Linked DNA regions of Mus musculus: regions 2 and 3 are each linked to region 1. Evidence: chromatin loops called from intact Hi-C (ENCODE). Cell type or tissue: heart. All regions are shown on one strand.

The links. A loop is a pair of places that touch in the nucleus more often than their neighbours do. Peaks named below come from ENCODE experiments on the same cell type or tissue, not always from the same donor. Only the 100,000 strongest peaks of a DNase experiment are listed, where the experiment ranks them.
Region 2: it touches region 1 in a loop (2.0-fold over the local background); 8 of 42 quality-filtered maps call a loop at or near these places.
Region 3: a loop joins it to region 1, with 4 times the contacts of the local background. A loop is called at or near these places in 2 of 42 quality-filtered maps.

The regions. Positions count from the first base shown.
Region 1 is chr9:99,136,102-99,144,101 of GRCm38, forward strand. It overlaps Pik3cb (phosphatidylinositol-4,5-bisphosphate 3-kinase catalytic subunit beta), which reads right to left and starts at 4,110. Exons shown (of 24, transcript NM_029094.3): 1 at 3,890-4,110. It also overlaps the pseudogene Gm2773. In heart, no CTCF peak of the experiment used is centred here; a DNase peak (open chromatin) is centred at 4,220; H3K4me3 peaks cover 2,487 bases; H3K27ac peaks cover 1,520 bases.
Region 2 is chr9:99,061,320-99,069,319 of GRCm38, forward strand. It overlaps Pik3cb (phosphatidylinositol-4,5-bisphosphate 3-kinase catalytic subunit beta), which reads right to left. Exons shown (of 24, transcript NM_029094.3): 12 at 4,241-4,291; 13 at 2,701-2,889; 14 at 1,518-1,639; 15 at 412-555. Among named protein-coding and RNA genes, the nearest start is that of Gm1123, 30 kb to the left of the region's middle. In heart, CTCF peaks have their summits at 1,411 (motif pointing right) and 3,077 (motif pointing right); a DNase peak (open chromatin) is centred at 1,482.
Region 3 is chr9:98,981,194-98,989,193 of GRCm38, forward strand. Faim (Fas apoptotic inhibitory molecule) reads left to right here and starts at 5,180. Exons shown (of 5, transcript NM_011810.3): 1 at 5,180-5,319. In heart, a CTCF peak has its summit at 4,993; a DNase peak (open chromatin) is centred at 5,138; H3K4me3 peaks cover 1,758 bases; H3K27ac peaks cover 1,383 bases; H3K27me3 peaks cover 1,396 bases.

The DNA.
Region 1 (8,000 bases):
AAGTAAAAAAAAAAAAAAAAAAAAAAAAGGTTAGGGAGTGGAATTAAGAGCTCTCTATTTGAATATTACATACACATACAAACACATACACACACACACACACACACACACACACTCACACACACACATACACACACACACACACACACACACACACACACACAGTATTAAATTCAATTCCTGCAAGCATGCTAGACAAGTGCTCTGTCCACTAAGTTAATGTCCAGTCCTGACCATATTACATTTAAAATGCCTACAAATTGGACTGAAGGGATGGCTGTTTGCTAAGAGCACCCATTGGTCTTGCAGAGGCCCTGGGTCCAGTTTCTGGTTTTTTTAAGCTAGTGTCTCTCTCTGTCTGTGGTCTAGCGAGCCTAAAACTCATGTACCAGCCAGGCTGGCTCTTCAGGATTCTCCTGACTCAGCCCTCCAAGTGTCAGGGTCACAGGCAGCATCCATACATAAATCATCTCTTTGTTTTGTTTTGTTTTGTTTTGGTTTGGTTTTTCGAGACAAGGTTTCTCTGTGTAGCCCTGGCTGTCCTGGAACTCACTTTGTAGACCAGGCTGGCCTCGAACTCAGAAATCGCCTGCCTCTGCCTCCCAAGTGCTGGGATTAAAGGCGTGCGCCACCACCGCCCAGCTCATAAATCATCTCTTTATTCATTGTTCCCTCTACTCTACACATAACCAGTTCTCTAACCCTTTCAAATTTACCTCTACAATTTGCCCTCTGCAGTTTCAGATCCAGAGGACTTCTGGCTTCCACTGACAACCTGACATTCATACGATTCACAAGCACACACTTAGCAAAACACTCATAGCCGTAAAATAAACTTTAAAATTAAAAAAAAAAAATGTAAAGGATGCCTAGAAACAGGGCCATGGAGCCAGATTCCATCTCCAGAACCACAAAACCTCCATCCTATCCAGATCCCCTCCCCCCCAAAAAAATTAAAAGAAAAGAAAAATGTATAGGTCTAGATGTAGCTGAAGCTTAATGCTCAGGACCAGTGATAAAAATCTGAGTCAACAACATGTGATAATATTTAAAGAGGGAAGAGAATGACATCATTCAGGATGAGCACAGGTAAAGAAATGAAGAGGGACAGCCAGGAGGCCCTCGGGGATTTGGGATGTTTTCAACACAAGGTGTGAGGCTGAAACAAAGAGAGAAAGAAGGCCTGGAAACTCTAAGGCCTAGAAGGTTCCCTGCCATCATATGAGTCTCCTGTCATACCGAGTCTCCACCAAAGCCACCTCTTCCATAGTTAGCTAATGTCTATCATTTAAAAATCCGAGGTTCAGAAAGCCTGGGCAGAATCCCTACAACTGCACCTCTTTCGACTCTGACTTAGGTCAAAGTCTAGAGCACTTCTGACCCTCAGCCTTTTCACTGTGGGTAGCAGGAACAACAACCTACAAAACAGACAACTGGGCCGCGGTGGCACAGCCTTTAATCTCAACACTTTGGAGGCAGAGGCAGGGGAATGTCTGTGAGTTCAAGGCCACCTTGGTCTACAGGGTGAGTTCCAGGACAGCCAGGACTACACAGAGAAACCCTGTCTTGGGAAGAGGTAAAAAAAAATCATCTAGGCTACGGGATTCACTTTTGCTTTCCATATAATTTGCTGGCATATACAAAACAAGTTGATTAGGGACTGATCCACCTGCAAAAAATAAAAACCAAAGCAGGAAAACAGGGCTGGGGACATTAGCTATGAGCATCTTACCCTGTGTGAAGACCTGGGGTCAATCCTCAGCATTCACACACCGAGAGAAGGGAAGCCCGGGCAGAGACAGGACGTGGCCCAACTAGTACTGAAGTGCTTAACTAACATGCAGAAAGCCTGCTAGTTTGATTCCCAGCTCAGCATAAAACCAGGCGTGGTTTACAGGTGTATGGTGGAATCCTAGCACTAGGGTGGAGAGATGCAGAATTGCCCAGAGATGCAAGAAGCAGGAGCTACGCTGCAAGTCGAAGGCCAGCCTGAGGATAGAGCAATATTCCATTTTAGGTTTGTTTGGGGTTGGTTTTTTGTTTTTTGTTTTTTTTTTAAAGTATACAACAGGGCTGGGGACAGGTAAGCTCTGGCATAAAGCACTTCCCTGATATAAAAAGCCCTGAGTTTTAAAAAATAAAATAAAATAAATCAACATCTGACTTGTGGTCAGGCCAATGATCTTTAGCACAAGAAAAGCAACCTGATTTTTCCACTTTGTAAAAACACCCTGAAGGTGGAATGTCCTAGTCAGTGTGTGAATCACGAGGGTAAACTAAAGATGCTTCTTAAATCCTTTTGGCTTTAGTGACTACAATTTCAATTTTACCATTTCAGATTTTTGGTCTTCCAAAACTTGGGCAATAGCCTAATCCAAGCCACCCTGATCTTTCACACATTATATAGTCTTTCTACACAGTTCTGTCTTCTGCTTTCTTTTTTAAAAATCTGTGTGTGTGTGTGTTGTGTGTTCCTCAGATGCCACACATCTTATTTTTTTAGGTAGAGTCTCTCATTGGCCTAGGGTGCCATGATTCTGCTAAGCTAGCAGGTCTACCAGCAAACTCCTGGAATCTACTTGTGTGCCCCTCCCCAGCAATGGGACTACAAGTGGATGCCACCCTAACTTTTAACATCTATTCTGGATATGCCGAGTTCTGTAATCCAAAGACAAGGGAGAAAGAGGCATGAATCAAAGCCAGCCTAGTCTATAGAGTGAGTTCCAGACCACTGAGGACTAACACCGCAAAGTTCTGTCTCAAAAGATCCATAACACCGCAAGGTTCTGTCTCAAAAGATCCAAAACAAAATAAAACAAAACAAAACAAAAAAACTTACAAAGCAGTACCAAGACCCGCAAGTGATAATGAACTCCTGGAAACTCAGACTCCTTGGAGATTTCATTACGACTGGTATTCCCAAACATCCATTCAGCACTTCAGAATAAATACTCATCTAATTTAATTATGATGACTTCACCAGACAGTAAGTAACACTGCCCACAACGATGTTTACAAAAGCACTTGTCACTCCCTTCGGATGTAGCAATGCAGGAAAAAAGGAGTATGTTTCCATACTCTTCCTGTGTTTATACTCTGTAACAAGTGACAATTTAAGTGTCACTTCAGATGGGTTAAATACCAAAGTAAGTCAGGTAACATGTCCCACCACCATCTTCCACGTTGTGTAAACTCTGATTCTGATAGGATTCTTAGCACTAATTCACTCCGTACCCAAGACAGGTTTCCAAGTCAGCCTTTCCAAGAGAGAAACTACAGAATTCTAGGAAGAGACTACAGAATCCTACTCTGGCCGCTGTAAGATAACAGGCTCCTTCGTTAAGCAACTCGAGTTGAGCTTATTGCAACACTAGAGCGGTTCGGAAATAAATTTGCCCCCAATACCAACCTCTAGGAAGGAACAAGCCAGAGCCAGCAAGGATGCTGCAGTGAGCGACTCCCAAAAGCTCCCGTCCACCGAGCACTTACAGCGAGGTTAGCACGGCCTCCCGCAATCCCGGGAGGTGAGTATTCACAGTTCCCGCTTCACGTCTCCTCGGGGTATTTCAGCCAAGGCCGCGCGGGACGGGTTAGCCGCAGCACCGGGACTCTGACCGGTCTGAAACCGGAGAGCCCGGAATCGTGCGGTGAACGCTGCGCCGAAACACCTGAGGGTCCGCAGCCGCCGGGCGTCCGCACCGACACCGGCTGGGCCGTGCCGCGCCCGCTCTCTCTGTGGTCGCCCACCGGGCGCCCTCCGCTGCTCGGTGTCCGCCGCCCGAGGCCTGGGCGCCGCGTACCTCGGAGCCCGCGCTCCCGCGGCCGAGCCCGGCAGGAAGCGCCCGCCCGAGCCGCCAGCGCCGCAGCCCGCGCCGCCTCCCGCGCTCACCTGCCCCGCGCGCCGCCACCGGCTCCCGATCCCGCAGCGCCGTCAGCAGCTCCCGCAGCCGTGCCCGCCTGGCTCCGACACCCGCATGCCCCGCTCCCAGTCTCTTGCTGCCTTCGGGGCTCAGCGCGACACCCGCCCACCGCCCACGACCATGGCCGGCTCCGTCGCAGCCGCTGCACCGCCCGACGGAGCACGCGCGCGCCACCGCCGTGCCCGCGCCTGCGCGAGCGCGCGCGCGAGCCTCCCGGGCTCTCCTCCCCGCTGCCCGGCCCCGCCCACCCTCTAGGGCCAATCCCCCGACGCCCGCCTCCAGGCAGCCCCGCCCACTCACCGCGCAAGCCCCGCCCCTCGAGGGGAGGCAGCACCAGCCTCGCCCTGTGCGGCTGTCGGTGCCGCGTTCCTACTGCGCTGCCGGCGCGCTGGGGTTGGCTCGCAGAGCACTGCGGTGTCTGCAGCCCCCAGCTCGCCGCCTTCGGGAAAACCTGCACCTCCCGGTTCCGCTTCTCCGCAGACTCCCCTTTGTTCCCACGGCCCAGCTGGCCTTCCATTCCCTGCGATGTGAACGATCATTTAGATGTAAAGAGTCCAGCCTTTGAAACACTTCTGTGTTCGTCTCTGCACCACCGCAGCTGACGTTTGGCTGCCAAACCTTACACTTCGCCCAGCGCTTTTTTTTTTTTTTCTCGCCTCTGTCTCCCTGCTGTCGGGAAATTTCATGGCTCTTTAGTGAGACGCTTGAATTTCACTTACTGTCAGCCAAACCTTGGGCGCGGCGGATAGAGCTCAGCGGTAGGGCACTCACATAGCCTAAGAGGTCCTGCGTGGGATACTTGTAGTCTTTTTGTTTACATATAGTAAACCTACTGTAACCTAACGCCACTCTAACAATTCAAGCAAATACTTAAGTAGTCTAGGATAGAATCTACAAGTAGAAGGAAAATGAGACAAGGTGTCAAAACAATAGTTTGATTCTGCGGATGTAACTAAGTGATTTAAAAAAAAAAAAAAATCAAGCGTGGTGGCTAATGCCTATAAAGCTCTGCATTCAGGACCAGAAGGCAGGTGCATTGCCAGGCCAGCTAGGTTACTTCCTGAGTTGCAGACTAGGCAAAGCTGCATAGCAGGGACCCTGTCTCAAAAAAAAAACAAAAACAAAAACAAAAAACAGAGGTTAACCTATTTCACCATGCTTGTACAAGTTTGGGGTTTCTACAAGTAATTTTATGTGGAGCTTTTGAGGCTTCAGCCCATTGCCAGTGGGACATTAAATGCTTAACCCAACTGTGAAGCCCAGGTCTTTTCAGATGTCTAATGAATAGAATTCCCCTTAATATTTAGCGAGCTCACAGCCAGAAATGTCAGTAAAGGACCTTCACACGTTGATCCTCGACCCTTGTACCAAGCTTCTTCCTTCCCCTCCACCACAAGGTCAGTCTCATGTCCACCACAGAAGCAAAAGTATCTTGCACTAGACTAGCAATGGCTTTCTGACCAAGCAGAAAGGGTTGGTGACACAAGCCAGGCTGGCAGATCTGTGAGTTGAGGCCAGCTTGGTCTACAGAGCAAGTTCCAGGAAAGCTAGGAGTACACAGAGAAACCTGGAGAGAGAGAGAGAGACAGAGACAGAGAGAGAGAGAGAGAGAGAGAGAGAGGCAGACACAGAGACAGACAGAGACACAGAGACAGAGAGTAAAACAAGAAGCTTGCCAAATACCTGTGAAGTTTCTGTGAATATCGGGGATGGAAATGCTAGAATAGGAATGTACTATGACAAAGAGTGGATCGAGGCCTAATCTTTACACTGTTCTTTGCTGATAGTATTGCTATGCAGTACTTGGAAAAGCTACTCTGGGAGATTAGACTGTACACCAGTGAGTTTCGAATCGTCTGTGTGTGATAAGAGTTCTGTGATGTATTCCTCTTCGCGTTGTTTTGTCGCTAAGATCCTCACCCACTTGTCATCGGGACCTTATAAAGAATGAGTGCACTTTGGATGTATATGAATGACTTAATCACACATTCATGCTTTGATTTGTAGTCCTGCATGTTTTAAAAGCTTTGAGCTTGAAATGATACACAATAGCTTGAAAGGGTGCAAACAGAATAGTGGCTTGTTTGGCTAGAGGGTAATAATTTGAGTAGATAATTAGGTTTTCTGGTTTTCAAAAGTTTTGCTACAATAAAATCTTGTGTTGTTTTAGAGGAAGGGATTAAATGCCTGTCAGCCCCAGAAAGCTAGGTTCAGGCACCCATACCCATCCCCCACCCCCAACCTAGCAATGAGAGAGACACGTAATCAGGAGATAGGAGTGCATGCATCCCAAAGAAACATCCTTATGGAATCTGTGAATGTGACCTTAGCTGAAAAAACAATGCTTGCAGATCTAGGTAAGTTAAATGCTTAGAAATGGGCTCATCCTTCCTTTAGAGTCGACCTAATCCCGAAGATAAATGTCCCTACAAAAGAAAAGGCAAAGCCAGGCCTGGTGACAACACCTTTAATTCAGTGCTTGGGAGGCAGAAGCAGGCAGACCTCTGAGAGTTCAAGGCCAGCCTGGTCTACAAAACAAGTTCTGGTACGATCAGGGCTGTTGCACAGAGAAACCCTGTCTCAAAACAAAACAAAACAACCCTAAAATGAATGAGTGAATGAATGAATGAATGAATGGCAACCCTGTAATGCCAGAACTCAAGAAGCCTGAGCCTGGGCTAAAAACTGTGAAATCGTGTCAAAAGAAAAATAAGAGTGGAGAAAATAGAAGGAAGAAAGTTAGAGGCAGCCTGGTCTACATAGTGAGTTCCAAGCCAGCGAGGGCTACCTAGTGAGACTGAGACCCTGAGTGGATAGATAGATAGATAGATAGATAGATAGATAGATAGATAGATAGATAGATGGATAGATAGATAGATAGATTAATAAAAATAAAAAGAGAGAAGATAGATTTGACAAACAGAGGAAGGTAATGTGAAGAATGTTGATACATCTTTTACAACCTAGGGACACTAAAGTTCCTAGCAGCTACGGGAGCTAGGGGGACGTAAAGCAGAGTCTTAATTCCTTAAAAGGAACCGACCTTGCAGGCATCTTGACATCACTTTTGGAGTTTAGGACTATGAGGAACTAAATTTCTGGGTTGTTTTTAAAAACAAAACAAAACAAGACAAGACATAAACTTGGCAATGATTTCTTCAACCAGACCAAAGTCTACTGTAGCCGTTTTAGTATAATACTGCTCATAACAGCAAACAAACAGGAAGGACGGAAATGGGGGGGAGGCATGACTGGGAGTCCAGTCCACTAGTTTGTTTAGAGGTCTTATTTTATTAATTTTGACAGCCTTGAACATCTGAAGTTCTGGGATTGCAGGTGTGCATTGCAATTCTCATTAACTCATTTTTTGGGAAAGAGAAATAATTGCACATGGCATAAACTAATTACTATCCCAGAATTGGGGGAAAAGCCTAGATGGTGAACTGACATAAAGGCAACCTCGTCCTATCCTACCCCCAAGTCTGGCCTGCTGCCTCTCTCACTCTTCTTCTCTCCAAAGACCAGGGGAGAAGATCCAGCCTATCATGTTCGTGCCACGAACCTTGGGAGGAAGGGGACAGAAAAAAGACAGAGAATGAGCATGGTGGGGGGGGGGGGGGAAGACCAGGCAGCAGCCATTTGTGCAGAGACAGACAACCCCTGCAGTGGGAAACCTACAGATAAGAGAGGGAGGAACTTCCAAAAGAGAAGGTGAAGCAGAAAAGATGCCCCATACCCATCTCTTCTTGGCTCGGGCGAGAAAAACACTCTTTCATAAATGCTTTTTTTTTTAATTCTAATTTTTATACACTATATTTTGATTGTATTCTTTACCCTCCCCCAAATCCTTCCAGATCCCTCCCACCTTCCCCCTCACCCAACTTTATGTTCTCACACACACAGAGTCACACACACAAATAACATGGAGTTGATTGTGTATAGGTTAGCTACTTTTGAGCCTGAAGCCTGCCCTGGAGTGTAGAGTGTGGTTTGTATAATGCTGTGACACTCCACTGGAGAAAACTGCTGGTTTCCCTCTTCCAGACTTTTTTTTTTTCTTTTTGGTTTTTCGAGACAGGG
Region 2 (8,000 bases), 75 kb before region 1:
AATAAAAACATTTCTTAAGAAAGAGCGCATGAAGCTGGGAGGGAAAAATGACAGTAGGAGCTGGAGAGGAGTGGCTGGGGTAGATTTGATCAGAGCACACACACAGTATAAATATTTAATCAATATTTTTAAACAAAAATTAGTTGTTAGAAAATATTACAATATAACAGTTACTAGTTTTAGTTCAAAATCTAGAAAGTATCATAGAATACTTACCTGAAATACTTTGCCAAATGATGAAAACAGAATTTAGGTATCAAAAGATAAGAGAAGGCACCAAACAGTGTAAATGTCACGGATGGATCAGAAAGCACCTGGAGAAGCTGCTGCTAGTCCACTGGCTGTCTGACATCACACCGGGTTAGTTATTAGAGAACATCATGGTATCAAATCGCAATAGCAAAGACTTACCTAAGATGCCAAAACAGAAACTGCCCAATCCTCCGATTATCAAGTGCTCTTTCTAATAGGAATCTGGAGAGGGCACAATCGAGAAAAGGCTCATATTTCAAAACTTGCACCAATTGTAAAAGATACTGAGAGAGTTCTTCATCACTGAAAGAAACAAAAGGGAGAGAAACTCAGCCACCTGTAACATGAAAGGACCCTTCCCTACCAACTGTCACATGCCCTGGCTCATGTGCGTGGGTCTCCTGGACCAGGCCTGTCATGTGCTTACATTCGCTGTACCACGTGATTATACATAAAAACTGCCAGGAGTCGTGCCCACTGCCCCCAAATAACATAATTATTTTGTGTGTGTGTGTGTGTGTGTGTGTGTGTGTGTGTGTGTGATGTATGTGGTATGTGTACCAGTGTTCAGAGGACAATGTGGTGGAGTGAATCTGTCTAGATAGGTTCCAGGGGTCAATAAGGACATCAGGGTTCTGAGACAAAGTTTCTCCATGTCCACTTATAAAAACCTATAGCTACTAGAAACAACAAATATAAAGTGGGAGGCTGCTTCTCCTAGTCATAGGATTCTACATCTCAGACTAATACAGAGGTTACATAGTTCCTTCTGCCTATCAAACTATTCAAAATAGATCTGATTTTAAAAGCAAGGAAAGACCATAGCCAGGATGGGGACAGGAAGATCAGTCTGAGCTTGACAACTAGCTAGCCTGGGCTACACGGTGAGTTCAAGGGCAGATCCCATGTGAAAATAAATAAACTTGCCTCCATCCTAAAATACCAACCCTTCTTATTTGGGGCAATTAATAGACTATGGGGAAGGAAAGAGGGGACAGAGGCATGGCTGCTCAGTTTAGAAGTGCTGGCCTCCAGGGTTGGCCAAGGGCAGGCGCTTGGAAACCAAGGTTTCAGAACTCGGTCCTGTAGTGAAAGGGGAAAGTGGCCTTCCCACACCTAAAGTGTTCATGCAGCAGTAAGGGCTGCACCGCAGAGCCAGCAGAGGGCGCTAAGATCCCACACAAGACCTGGCCACCAGTGCTCACACACATTCCTTGCCCACTCTGGTAACTCCTTGCCCCATGATGGTGCCAGAAAAGAGATACCTCATCTGTCGAAGGCAGCCTACAGCGTATTCCCGGACATACTGGTCTGGATAGTTGAAATCCAGGAGTTCCAGGGCTTCCCTGGGGGGCAGTTTGGGCCATATCTGCAGGAGCGCCTGAAGCTGTTTAAAATGAAAACTGGGTCAGAAGTTTGGTGGACAAAAGTAACTTACCTTTCCCGGCACATGGGAGCACAGATGAGTCAAAACAAGGAAAAAATTTAACTACTGATGCCTCAAACATCCTGGCAGATGCAGACTAACAAAGGTTGCCTTTGTTTCTGAAACATTCTGTGTACGTTTAAAAGGTTATTCTGTGCCTACCAAAAACAAAGTAAGACACTGCAGGTATCTACAGTGATTAACCACCGCATAATTTAAGAACAAAACAACTATAAATAAGCCAAGTCTCAAGCTAAGTAAAGACATATATACTAAGAAAGTCAATAACTCATTTTAAAACTACAAAGTATGTATGTATGTATGTATGTATGTATGTACGTATGTATAGTATGTATGTATGTGTTTGTCTGAGGCAGAGTTTCTCTGTGTAGCTGTGGCTGTCCTGGAACTCTGTCTGTACACTAGGTTAGTCTAGAACTCAGAGATCAGCCTGTCTCTGCCTCTGAGTGCTGAGATTTAAGGTACACACACCACCAAGCCCATCTGCCTTTAGATGAATGTTTAAAGAAATCTATTACTTTACAGACTTTTTATTAGCCAGAACAGCTCGAGCTCCTCAGATCAGAAATAAAAGTGAGTGGTCCACGAGAACTGAACAGTGCCTACATTCTGTTTATGGCTAATAAATCCTGTTATAAATGCTACAGGACATTAGACGACAAGACTCCCTGGGCAAGAGCTGGAGCTGCATGTGAAGACATAGCTGTGGCCACACCCAGGTCTTCAGAAGAGGAACTCTGCCATGGCTCTGTGAGATGTGGAGCCCTTAAAGGCTGAGACAGGAGGACTGGACATTTGAGAGAGGCTAAGGTTACATAGTAACAAAACAAAACATCCAACAAATGGAAATACTTCTGCGGAAAGACATTTTACACAAAATCAGAGTCACACACACACACACACACACACACACACACACACACACTTGTTATTTGGGGGAAAGAAAGTGGAGGGAGAGAAGGAAGAGATGGGAGAGGGAGGGACAAGGAATTTTCTGTCACCTGAGCAACATCTTCAAGTTTATTCCACTTGATTGACAAGAGTAGTTTTGGCAGTGACTGAGGGAAATTTTCTCGGCAGTCTTGCCGTAGAGTCCAAATAAGGTCCATTTCGTTCTCACACAGCTGAGACAGGGGGTCCCTGTCCAAGATTTCTTTCAGCACAGCAAGAAATTTTTTTCCACCACGACTCTTTAAGAAAGTAAAATGGCCATTATGGAATTTAACTGTGCAACCGTTCAGCAAATTTATATACAATGACTTTATAATTGTGAGCTTTACCAACTGAAATTCTGTACTAGGTTCACTAACGTGGCTCCTTTTAAGAAGTCTGCATTGTTCTGTGTTAATAGGTTATGAGTTATGTATAAAATCCAAGTGCAAACACTAGATGGCACTATTGCTTTTAGGTTAAATATATTGTACCATTTAAATAGCTTATAAAGTTATTGTTTGAGTTAAATTTTTTCTTTAACTTGCTCTGTAGATCAGGCTAGTGAGCCTCTGCCTCCCAAGTGCTGGGATTAAAGTCATGCCAGGTGGCAAGCACTTTTATCTCCTGAGCCAACTCACCATCTCCTGATTTCTACCAACCCTCAGCTCCCTACCCCAAGATAGCCCAAACATATAACGAATATGAAGATGCGTAGCATATAATATCAAAACCAACACACACTATCGCTCCTGAGCCAACTCACCATCTCCTGATTTCTACCAACCCTCAGTTCCCTACCCCAAGATAGCCCAAACATATAAGGAATATGAAGATGTGTAGCATATAATATCAAAAAACAACACACACTATCGCTGGCAGAGGTCTCAGTCTGTTCCCAGCTCAGTACATGAGACTACATGTCTGCCTTTTGCCAAAGCCCGTCCTGCCGAAGCTGGCTCTGTCTTTCTAGAGCTTTGAATTCGCTCTCTCCTTCCCGAGGCTGGCTGCTGTCAATCCCACTTAGCAGTTAGCTGAGGCGTACTCTCGAAAGCCAGTTACCTTTTCCTCATGCTCAGCTGTATTGTCACAAGAAGGAAAACACCAGCAACCTTAGTTTAGAATCAACAGATAGCACAATCGCTGGGCACAGAACCTAGAATCCTAATTTCACCAACTCTTCTAAGTTGGAAATCATCAGTGGCAGATCCGCCACTCTAACAGCCTCCAGCCTACCTCGTGTCTTCTTGTTCTCCAAGTCCAAAAGGACCAACCATCCATCCCCTCCTTCTGCCCTCCCTCTTCCTCTTTGCTACTTGAAAGAACACAGCCTCCTTAGCTAGCTGACACTAAGATAGCATTGGAATTCTGTGGTGTGCACTAGCAACTACCGTGGGCCATCCCTGAATTTATGCAGAAACGGGCTTCCCATTCAAGTCATACAAGCCACCAACAGAGCCACATTTAGGCAGCACTGGGATGCGCACACTTATCCACACTCACAGACTGCTTCCCCGTTACATCTCTCACACATTCCTTACAACAGATGAGGTGAAGGCCCCTCCTATCACAGAGCTCTGCAGTGAGAACCAGATGGAGCTTGGTACTTACTGACACATTAGCACTGTCTCCGCTGGCAAGCTCAGCTGCCTTCTCAATGATCTGTTGGAAAAAATAAAAATTTACATTTTTATCCTGATATTTGTAAAATTTCCAGTTAATAACTATGTTTGCACTTAGATTACAAGAGACTGCACATGCTTGGCACTCAAGCTTTTATAAATGGAAACAAAATTAACAAATGAAACAAGACCCTAAATCAGTGTCCCCCAAGGGCTTCAAACAATGGCGTCACTGAGGGGACTGCAGAGCAAGGCCATCGCTAGCTCGCTCGCTCGCTCACAGACTGCTCCTAGACAGGTTAAGGAGGGGTCACGAGGGTGGGGGCTGAAGTGGTGGCATGTGCTGCCCAGAACTCACATGGTGGTTCAGTCACCTGTAAATGCAGTTTCAGGGATCTGATGTCATTTTTGGCCTCCCTGAGAACTGCAGGCATACGGTACACAGATATGTGTGTCGGCAAAAGACTCCACATATAAAATAAAAATAAGCTAAAATATTTTAAAAGGTCCTAAGGGAGAGTCCCACCTACACTGTCCAGCAGCCTGAGCAGGTAGAAGACACACAGAGGCCCACCTGCTGCCAGGCAATGTGGATGGAGAACATCCAGAGAGCAGCCTGCAGCCACATGGCACGGGTGTGCTGTATACACAGAGGCCCACTTGCTGTGGAGTGGGCAGAGGAGGGCACCCAGAGGCCCACCAGCCACGTGGCCTGCCCACAGTGGGAGCCACTGCAATGTGCAAGTATGTGGTGGACAAGTGTGGAGAAAGAGAAAGAAGCACAGCATATGAAGAGAGCTGGAACTGGAGACGGGGGGTAGAAAGGAACAGCCTGTCCTGAGCAGCCAGCCCGGCCACCCAAGGCCATGGTGAGGTCCCAGCCAGTACTGCCACCTGAGGGCCATGTCCGGGTCTGTGTTGATGTCCATGGCTCCTATTACCACTAGAGATGTGCAGATGTCCCTGGTCTGGCAGCCACCCGGGCAGCAGAGTGGAACTGGCCCTGGTAACAGGGCCTTGGGTGAGCTGTGAGCATGAGAGTTGACTCTGCCAGCCACTCATCTGCCACAAGGCAACATGGAAACGAAGGTGGTGTGTGTTTCTCCCATCCCCATCAGCTGGAGTCTGGAGAGCTGGCCCTGGGGTCATGAGTGCTGATGGCCTGGCCCTACTGTTGAGTGACTTGCAGCAGCACTTAGGAGATCAGGCTCTGAGCACACCTGGGCAACGCAGTGGAGCTGGCACTAGTGACATGAGTGCAGGCGAGTCATCCGGAGAGCATGGGAGAGCTCACCCTGTTTCTTGCTGGTTAAGGCATTGGGTGAGCTATCCAGGGCAGGGCTACAGAGTTCGCCCTGGTGGTATGGGTAAGGGAGAGCTGGTGAGCTGACCACTTAGCTACCACCCACGCCCACATCCAGGGCTTTGATTGGCCCATCCCAGCATCTACCTCATTTATGAAGTGCCCAGGCACATCAAGACCAGTCTTGCTGATCCAAAGCTGCAGGATCCCCGTGACACAGGGGAACAATAGGATATCCAACAAGAGTCCTGGTGAGTGAGGACCCGGTATTGATAAAATATCAGAAGCCAGAGGCCTGGAAGCAGACCAATGACTCATTGCAGTGAACATTTACAAGCTAAGATGTGTGAGACACAATGTGACGCACTACGGCTTCCAGGATACTGTCTATGCTTTGTTTGTTTTTTTGTTTGTTTATTTTATTTTCCTTTGGTGGGTGGGGGGGTTGTAAGGGCAGAGAGCACATAGACAGGGGTGGAAGATGAGCCAGCTAGGGTGCATGCTGTGGAACTCACAAAAAACCTGTAAAATGGTTTTGGAAAAGTTACAAGTAAGCCTTATTACACTTGACTTTTTATAGTTGTCAGCTATCAAGGGCTAAGGTGCGTGTAAGTCAAGAGGAAAGCATTTGCCTAGTATGTGCGAGGTCCTGAAGGCCCAGAATCTACAGCAAGTCTGAGCCCAGTCTACTGAGGGATGCCGTGAAATGAAAGGAAGGATGGCAGCAAGTGAGTGGAGAGCGGGAGAGCAGGAAAGGAGGGAAATTTAAAAAGCAGATGCGAAAGCTGCGAGCGGCGGCTTGGTGGAGGTGCAGCTCAGTGGTAGAGTGGTTCCTAGCGCTTGGCTGATCCCCAGCGCTGCGGGAAAAGTCCTACAGAAGCACTGATGCAGCTCTCACTTCCCTCGGTTCATAGAGACGGCTCTTGAAGATCGGAACCTGCCAATGTTGGGGAGACAGGAGAGACTCAGAAGTCCCAGCCTGGGATGTTAAAAATGGTCATTCCCAGCCTACTGCACAGGTGGTTTCTAAGGTCAAGTGAGAGTAGTCACTACTATTGAGCTTTGGTCATAAAATCCCCTTGTAAAACAGGAGGTAAAGAGGACAGTGGCAGTGCAGAGTGACTCAGTGACACTGAACAAACACCACAGCTGACAACGGTTACCAGAAGACTGCAGTGCAGCACCTGAAGCAGTGGCCGTGAACAAGCCCGCATCTAAGGATAGATTCCGGAGCACAGAAATGTATCACATCAACCATGTTTAGTTTTTCCCTCCTCAGTACGTATAAAAACGGCAAGTTCTTAACATAGCAGCCGTTTTAGGAAACACAGTTCTTTCTTTGGTTTTAATTTACCAGTCAGAATAGTATTTTAATCTTATTACAAACTGGTGCTTGGACCCAGGACCTTGCATGTGCTGGGCACACACTCTGCCGCTGAGCTGCATCCACAGCTCGCTCGCTCTTTATTTTTTATGTTTTGAGAAAGAACCGCTTTATAAAGCCCAGGGCAATTTGGAAATCACAATCCCCCTGCCGCGGCATCTCCAGCACTGGGATTATGGCTGTGAGGCACCATACTGGACAAAAGAACTTTTTTCTTTTTCTAGACAGGGTTTCTCTTTGTAGCCCTGGCTGTTCTGGAACTCCATAGACCAGGCTGGCTTTGAACTTAGAGATTCACCTGCCTCTGTCTCCAAAGTGCTGGAATTAAAGGGGTGTGCCACCAATGACTGGCTAAAAGGCATTCTTAAAGACTTTATAATAATAAATTGGTTCTTGGGTGGATACAACTGATAAAGTACAAATGACTAAAGCAGCACTGAACTACACAAATTAATTTTGCATAAGACTCTAGAAACCATCTCTGGGACTCACTGAGTACATAGTTCTGTATTTGTGAGTTCTGCTTAGCATGTGTGAGGCTCTAAGGTCCACCGCTCCCCCAATGCTACAACACACACAAGACTCTTATACAAGTCTGTCGGTGCTCAGCATGAAAATGAACGGAGTGTGTAAGTAGATTAATTTAAATAGTATTTAGTACTTTAAATGCAGCCTTTTCTCACTTGGGCCAAGAAATCTCTTGTGCATGTTTGTCCAAAGATTTCTGTATTAAAATCAATACCAGGGGCTGGAGAGATGGTTAAGAGCACTGACTGCTCTTCTGAGTTCAAATCCCAGCAACCACATGGTAGCTAACAACCATCTGTAATGAGATCAGATACCCTCTTCTGGAGTGTCTGAAGACAGCTACAGCATACTTACATACTTACTTACATACATACATACATACATACATACATACATACATAAATCTCTTTAAAAAATCAATACCAATCATACCTAGGAGAGGGAGGAATATCACACTTGAAAATCAAAACATTTTAGAGGCTGGAGAGATAGATGGCTCAGTGGTTAGGAGCATCGCCCTTCCAGAGTACCCAG
Region 3 (8,000 bases), 150 kb before region 1:
ATTTTTCTTTTACTTTTTTTTTTAAAAAAATTGTTTGAAACATAATTTTACTAGGTAGCCCAGTCTAGTCTGGAACTTCCAAACCTCCGGCTCATTCTTCCCAGAGCTAGGGTTACTGCATGCACACCACACTCTGAGGGCCCCGCCCCCTTAAATACACATACAACCTTTCCATTTCTGTGTCTGCGTAAGGGACATAGAGCTGACATACACCTACTATAAAGACCTGTCTGCATGGGATCTTGTCCTTGGCCTTTATATTCTTTCTGCCACCTCGTCTGTGACGTTCCTGTACCTTGGAGGGAGTTCTATAGATGCCCCACTTATGTCATTTATTCTTGGCATTTTAAAAAAGATTTATTTATTTAATGTATATGAATACTGCTACTGTCTTCAGACACACCAGAAGAGGGTATCAGATCCCATTACAGATGGTTGGGAGCCACCATGTGGTTGCTGGGAATTGAACTCAGGACCTCTGGAAGAACAGTCAGTAGTGCTCTTAACCTCTGAGCCACCTCTCTAGCCCCTATTCTTAGCATTTTGACTAGTTCTTAATCAACAAGTGGGCTTCAAAGGCCAGGTAACAAACCTTAGATGCCTCTCTATCTGGTCTATACTTAACTCCACAGCTGTCATCAGAGGGCATCTAAGGCTTATGCTGGACATTTCCAGCTTTGCTATATGTAACCTACTTTCCTGATGTTGCCACCAATGTAACTGAAAAAAATGTGTGAATTTATGATTTTCTTTGTAATCCTACTATAAATATTCCATGAAACTAGTACCACATTTGAACATAAGAATTTGGGCCAGAGTCACTCTGGTTTACTGAGGTGATGTGTTCTTGTATAACACATTTTAAAATTAAGGAGTCCACATAATTTGTTCTTTTTCATGCCAAACAATATACCAATAGTAACCTTCCCTCTTTCTCTTATAAAATCGAGTATAGTCACGCAGTACAGGTTAGCTGACCTAGCTTCCATCTTGAGATCTTTCTGCCTCTGTGTCCCATGGGCTGAGATAACAGGTGTGCATCACCATTACTGTAAATCGTGTCGCTATGCATTGCCAACAGATTCTCTATTGACAAATTTCTCTCAGATAAAAATCTTATAAGGGGTGGTGCACACTTGCTACTCTCTCCACACTCAGGAGACCGAACAGGAGGCCCTCAGTCACTTGCCAGCCTTGACTCTATAATGGGGTCACATCTCAAAAAACGTCTTGAAGAGTAGAATGTATAGCAGTTGGGTATTTAATTTTTAAAAGGATCATTGAATCCAAGTATGGTGGTGCTCCTATGTGATCCCAGCATGAGGGAGGCAGAGGCAGGAGGACCAAGAATTTAAGATCGCCTTCAGCTGAACATCTTCCATTTTAAGATAGCTATAACCACAGACAGGTGTTTCGAGAAAGCAAAACTGCAATCTCAGTATTGACTTTCACCTCGTCATCTTCTGTCTTACCCTCTAAAACACTGGGCTACAGTCCTGCTGCGACCAGGGCTTAGTGCCAGAGCTTTTTGTATCAATAGTCATCATAGTGATTTTGGGTTTTTTTTTTTTTTGGTTGTTTTTGTTTGTTTGTTTTTATTTTGTTTTACCTCGTAGCTTTTCTGCTCTAATTGGCACTTTTCTGTTGTCTCAAGGTGTGGGATGGAGAGAGTGAGTCAGAGGGAAAGAAGAATGGAAACTTGGACTGTTTTAAAGAATCCCATTGAGCACGACAGAGAATAAGAACAAGAATGTGAAGGGGAGACTGTCCCAAAGCTATCGCCATGCCTTTGAAATCTAAACGCTTCCTCGTATAAACAAAATCCAGGGAATCCCGAAGGGCCAATGGCAGAAGGAAGAGAATGCTTTTAATCGAGAGGCTTAGATGAGTATTTCTTGCTGCTGCTGCAGCAGCAACAGTGCCTTAGTCCCATGGGAAGGATAAAAGGTCCCTGGCAGCCAGAGGGACATGTTTTCACACTGTGCTCTGCTCTGCTTGGCTGGATACAGCCTGGGCACACACCAGGAAGTCTGGCCAGTTTTCTTAGCGTGTAGCTGTCTCCTCCACATTTAAACATTCCTTATGAAGGGAAGAGGGAGGGAGTAGGAGGTTGCTCAGGAGGCAGACTCTCAAGAAAATTAGAGTTCAGAAGAAAATCCTAAGACTCTTGAGGCATAAAGCCCCCTCACTGAGGTTATCTAAGCAGTAAACAATTGCTGGGGAAGAGGAGACTTTCCTGTGGGAATCCTTGCACTCTGTATAACAAACCAATCTGTTCACAAAGCTAGATAAAGTGGGACTAGTTTCTTTGGCCAGCAGTTGGTGCCCTACCTAGAGTGAAGAGTGAATAGGTGTTAGTTCCCATCCCTCCAGGAAAAGTCGCCAAGCAGGACTCAACAAGAAGGATGCCTGTACCACTTCTGATGTCATGTCCGCCAGCGTGGGCAGGATCAGTGTCTGTGACACACAATGTTATACGGCTCATGAGAAAAATGGCTTCTCTGTGATGTGAACACTTTCCTCTACCAACCCCACATGTTCATCTGTCCATAGATATATGTGCTGGTGTGGTCATTCATTCAGCGTGCATCCACTGAGTTCAAGGTGTCCGACGGACCAGTTTCCCATTGCTACTGTAACAGGGCACCATAGACTTACTAGTGGCTGAATAAACAAGCAAGAATGAGAGCATATTCTTACAGTTCCAGGGGCTGACAGGCTGACATGGATATGCTGGCCAGCCCTGCTCACTCTGAAGCTTCTAAGGAGGCATCTTCTCCATTTCTGTCTATCTCTGAGGACAACTAACAGTCCTTGGTAGTCTTCGATTTGCAGCTGCAATGCTCCAAACCCTGCCTCTGCCCTCAGTTTCCCTCTGGGACTGTATGTTACAGGTTAAACTATGCCCCCTCCAAATTTGTATGTTGAAGTGCTAATTTGAGGAACCTCAGAATGTGACTTTGTGGCTAGTGTTTTTACAAAGTAAGTTAAAGTGAGGAACGTAATTGCTCTAAGCAGTCTTTAGTTCTATCCAGCTTACATGTCATCTTTTTAAGGAAATGGCCCACATAGGTGTGCAACGCACACCACACACACACACATACACACACACGAGAGAGAGACAGAGACAGAGACAGAGAGAGAGAGAGAGAGACAGAGAGAGAGAGAGAGACAGAGAGAGAGAGAGAGGCAGAGCCAGGATGATGCCTTCATTAACCAAGGACTGACAAAGATGGAAAACCAGCAGAAAGGCTTTCCCTCTCAAACAGAGCAACGAACTCTGCCAACACCTGATTTGGAGCTTGTAGAGTCCAAGACTATGAGGAATACATTTCTCTCATTAAAGCCAGTCAGTTTGTATACAGTCACCATCCCTTTGGTGTCTGTGGAGAATCAGTTCCAGAAATTCCCAGTAGATACTGAAATCTAAGGATGAGGGCCGAAGGTTTAACAAACATCCGCCTAGCATGTGTGATATCCGGTGCTTAATTCCCAGCACTTAAAAAAAAAAATCCAAGAATGCTAACATTCCACATATAATGTCCCTGCATTTGCACAAAACCTATATGCCCAGCCCCATATACTTAATCATTGCTAGATTATTTGTAATACGGTTGCTATATAAATAGTCATATCATATTTATGGACTAGGAAGATGGGAATAATAAGTCTGCATGTATTCAGTACAATTAAATTATAGATGTTTGTATTTGTGCATAGTGAGTCTTTGATGGTGTGTTTTAGTGTTTGAGTTTTACATTGAGGGCTTCGGGTATGCTAGGCAACTCTTAGACCTCACAAAAGATTTTTGAGTTGCAGTTGGTTGAGTCCATGGTAAGAGTAAGCTTTTTCCCTCAGTGCTAGAAATCAGAAAAGGTCTTTTTAAATTGACCATTTATATTCCCTGTCCTTCTAATATCCTACTTGAACATTTCACCAATAATTGAAAAACACCATTTGGCATTTTAAAAATCTATTCATAGAAACTCTTTTATGTAAGGGGTACAATGTGTCTGCCATCTGTTTTGTCCAGTTCTCTCCCATTTGTCTATTCTTTTCTTTAAAAAAAATTTATTGCCATGACAGTCAGAAATTTCAGAATATTAAGTAGACCAGTGTTCTTTAATGTTGCAGATACCGTGCCTGAAACTTCTGCTTCATTAAATTTTACTACTTTAGTTTTTTGAAACAAGGCTTAGTTATAAAGCTTAGGGTAGCCTGGAACTTGCAATCCTCCTGTTTCAACCTCCTGAGGGCTGGGTAGATAGGCATGGTGATCCAAGCACTGGGGAGACTGAGGCAGGAGGGTCTGGAATCCAAGTGTGAGGCTCTTATGAATTACGTAGTGAGATTCTCTTAAATATCAACTAAACAGGCACAAACACTCCCAAATTAAATCTTTATCAGACTTAAAAAAAATCTCTCATTGGTTCGTTCCCTTTATATAAATGAAACTGTAGATTCTATCCGACATTACTTACTTACCTGTTTGTCTGAGACTTTACAATAGCATTAGGGACAATTCAGTGGTTGTGTGTTTGTACATATGTATTATATACACTAAAAATAATTTACATAACCCACGACCTCACCCAGGATAACTAAACGCCCTATTATATTATTGAACTCTATACTCTTTCCCTAAGGTTTGTCTGTCAGTAAGTGAAATTCAAACATCTCACTAAAGGAAGAAGTATATATAAAATAGGGAGACAAGGCGAGCAAAAACCTCTGGGCTAGGTGTAAGGCTCGGCAGCCAAACGACCCCTGTGGTCGTACAGAGGGTTTCAAAGGCTGGACTCTTCCACCTAAAATGACCGTTCTTATAGCAGAGAATGGAAGGCCGGCAGGGCAGTGGGAACAAAGGGTCTCAGCGGACGAGTTGCCTCTCCCGGAGGTGCGGGTTATCCGGAAGGCTACAAAAGCTGCTGTCAGACCTGCACAACAAACAAGAAAGTGACACCCACAGGGCCTAGGGGCAGCAGCGGCGCAGCAGGGCGCACCGCAGAGCGCTCAACTGTGCACAAGGGCGCAGAGCGGCGCACAGCAGGAGCAGGATTGGCCCCAAAGCGGAGGGTAGGCGGGGCCTATGGAGGCGGACACCGGGAATTGGTTTTCGCGCGGAGCGTGGGCGGAGCCTCTGAAAAGGGCTCTCGCACTCGCGCAGGCGCAGTAGGGCAGTGGGCGGGGTCTCGTTGAGCCCGGAAGGCAGTAGGAGGCTGGGCGCCCGGCATGCGGGTGCTGGAGCCCGGTGGGCGCGGCCGCGAGAGCTGCTGACTACGTCGTGGGATCGGGAGCCGGTGGCGGCGCGCGGAGCAGGTGAGCGCGGGAGACGGTGCTGGCAGCTTCGGCGGGCGCTTCCAGCTCGGCCTGGCCGAGCGGGCTCCGAGATGCGTGGTGCCCAGGCCTCGGTCGGCAGACAGCAAGCCGCAGTGTGGGCTCAGGGCAAGAGGCCCCGGAAAGAAGGGGTGTGGGGCGGCCACCCGAAGCTGCGGACCCTCCGGTGCCTCGGCGCAGTATTCGTGGCGCGGTCCGGAGTTCTCGGGCTTCGGACGTGTCCGAGTCTCGGTGCCGCTCCTGACTGCGTCCCAGGCGGCCCTTGGCCCAAATACCCCGGAGAGGTACCTACAAGTACCTACCTACACGTACCTCCAGGGGTTGTAGGAGGCCGAGCTAACCTCGCTCGGTGGTCGGGAGCTCTTGAGAGCAGCTCACTGCAGCATCCTTGCTGGCTGTGGCTACTTCCTTCGTGGAGGTTGGCTTTAGGGACAGATTTATTCCTGAATCGCTCTAGTGTTGCAATAAGCTCAACTCGAGTTGCTTAATGAAGGAGCCTGTTATCTTACAGCGGGCAGAGTGGGATTCTATAGTCTCTTCCTAGAATTCTGTTGTTTTTCTCATGCAAAGGCTGACTTGGAGACCTGTCTCAGGTATAGAATGAATTGGTTCAATGAAACCCAGCGAAATTACGCTGTACTCAAGGTGGAAGATGGTGGGACAGGTAACTTGAGTTGTTTTGCTGTTTAACCATCTAACGTTGCATTCAATCTGTCACCTGTAACAGCGAGTAAACACAAGTCTGAAAATTTGAAAATTGCCTTGTACTGCAACCAATGCTCATGTAAATGTCATTGTGGGCGGTGTTAGTGTCTGGTGACGTCATCATAATTAGATTAGATAAGCACCGTTTCTGAAATACCGAATGGATTTTGGAAATACAGTATATAGTAAAATCATCGTTAGTGATCTGGGGGTTGTTATTCCATATAAGGTTTTCTGCTAAAAGCAGACCTGTGCAGGTCATGGTGAGGCTTAGGACAGAGTGGTGGGGTCAGAACACAGGTGTGAAACAAGTGGTAATATGAAGGTATAATAACAAGGTATAATATGAATTATATTGATCACAACCAAAGTAAATTAAGAAAAAACCCTGTTGGGCCAAGAGAGCAACTCCAATGAGCTTTGAAAGTACTGAACTTGAAGTGTGTAAGATCACAAGCCACAAGACTGTTGGAACTTCCGGTCAAACACACAAACAAAAAAACAAACTTGTAGTGGAATCCCAAAGCAGGACCCTTGCAGAGGTGTTTTGAACATGTTCTTAAATGTTATATGAGATTTATTGATGCGAATTACACTTCCAGATGGGATCTTGTGGAAAAAAATATTCCTTACACTCTGTGCCTGTGGCCTTGCTGGAAAGTTGAACAGATTAGGAATAGCAATGGGGTGTCACTTAAAGAGGCCTCTGTTACTTTGCTATCCCCATAATGAGGGAGAGAGTCTAGCAGAGGTGAGCTCAATGATTTTGTTACAACTTTTCATTGTGGAAATTGTGGGACTGGGTTGTAGCAAGGTTTAATCCTTGTGTAGAAAGCACTTTTAAAAGTTTCTCCTTGAAAGTGGCACAGGATTCCGTGCTTCACCGCCTTTCAGAAGCCATGAATACTGTTAAAAGGTTTATAGTTTTTTGTTTGTTTGTTCGTCTTTTTAAAGGAGTTATAGATCTTTGGGGGCTGGAGAGACAGAGGTTAGGGGGGCCTGCTGCTCTTGCAGAACAGAGTCGCAGAAGCTCACAACCACATGCAACTCCAGCTGCAGGGAATCTGCTACCCTCTTATAACCTCCACGGGTACCTGTACTCACACATGCATGTGTGCATGTGTGCACAAGTGCACAGGAGCGTGTGCATATGTGCACATACACACACAAAATGATAAAAATAATAACAAATCTTAAGTCTTGCTTAAAAAACAGTGGATATATGAACAGGGAAAACTGAAATGCTTGCGGACTCTCACTAAGGCAGCCTTTTTCTTATTTGACCATATCTACAGAAAAAAAAAATAAACAAACACAGAAGCTAATTTTGTATTGACTTGTGAATTTGTGTTTTGCCAATTTGTCACTCACAATTATAAATAGAAATTGTCAGATAGTTGCTTACTCCTTTATATTTTATTAACTTTTATTTTATTATATTTTATATAACTTTTCCTAAGATGTGCCCTCTAAATTATTGGAGCGCACAACATCACTAATTTCTAAGCAGTCTGTGAATAAGTGTGCATGTATCAATATCTGTTGCTAGTTTCAAATTGTTTTTCTGGGTTTTGTTTGTTTGTTTGGGGGGTTGTTTGTTCATTCCTTTTGATTTTTCAAGACTGGGTTTCTCTGTGTGCCCCTGGCTGTCCTAGAACTTATTCTGTAGACTAGACTAATCTGGCACTCACAGAGATTTACCTGGCTCTGCCTCTCAAGTGATGGTATTAAAGATGTGAGCCACTACTACTGGTCTAATCTTGTTTTTTTAACTTCCCTTTCAACTCATTGTGTCTTTTATTTTATTTATTTATTTGTTGGTGTTTTGTTTTGTTGAGACAGAGTCTCACTCTGTAGCTCTAGCTGTCTTGGAACTCACTATGTAGAACAGGCTGACCTCAAACTCATGAAGATCTGCCTGCTTCTGCCTCACAAATGCTAGGATCAAAGGCATGTGC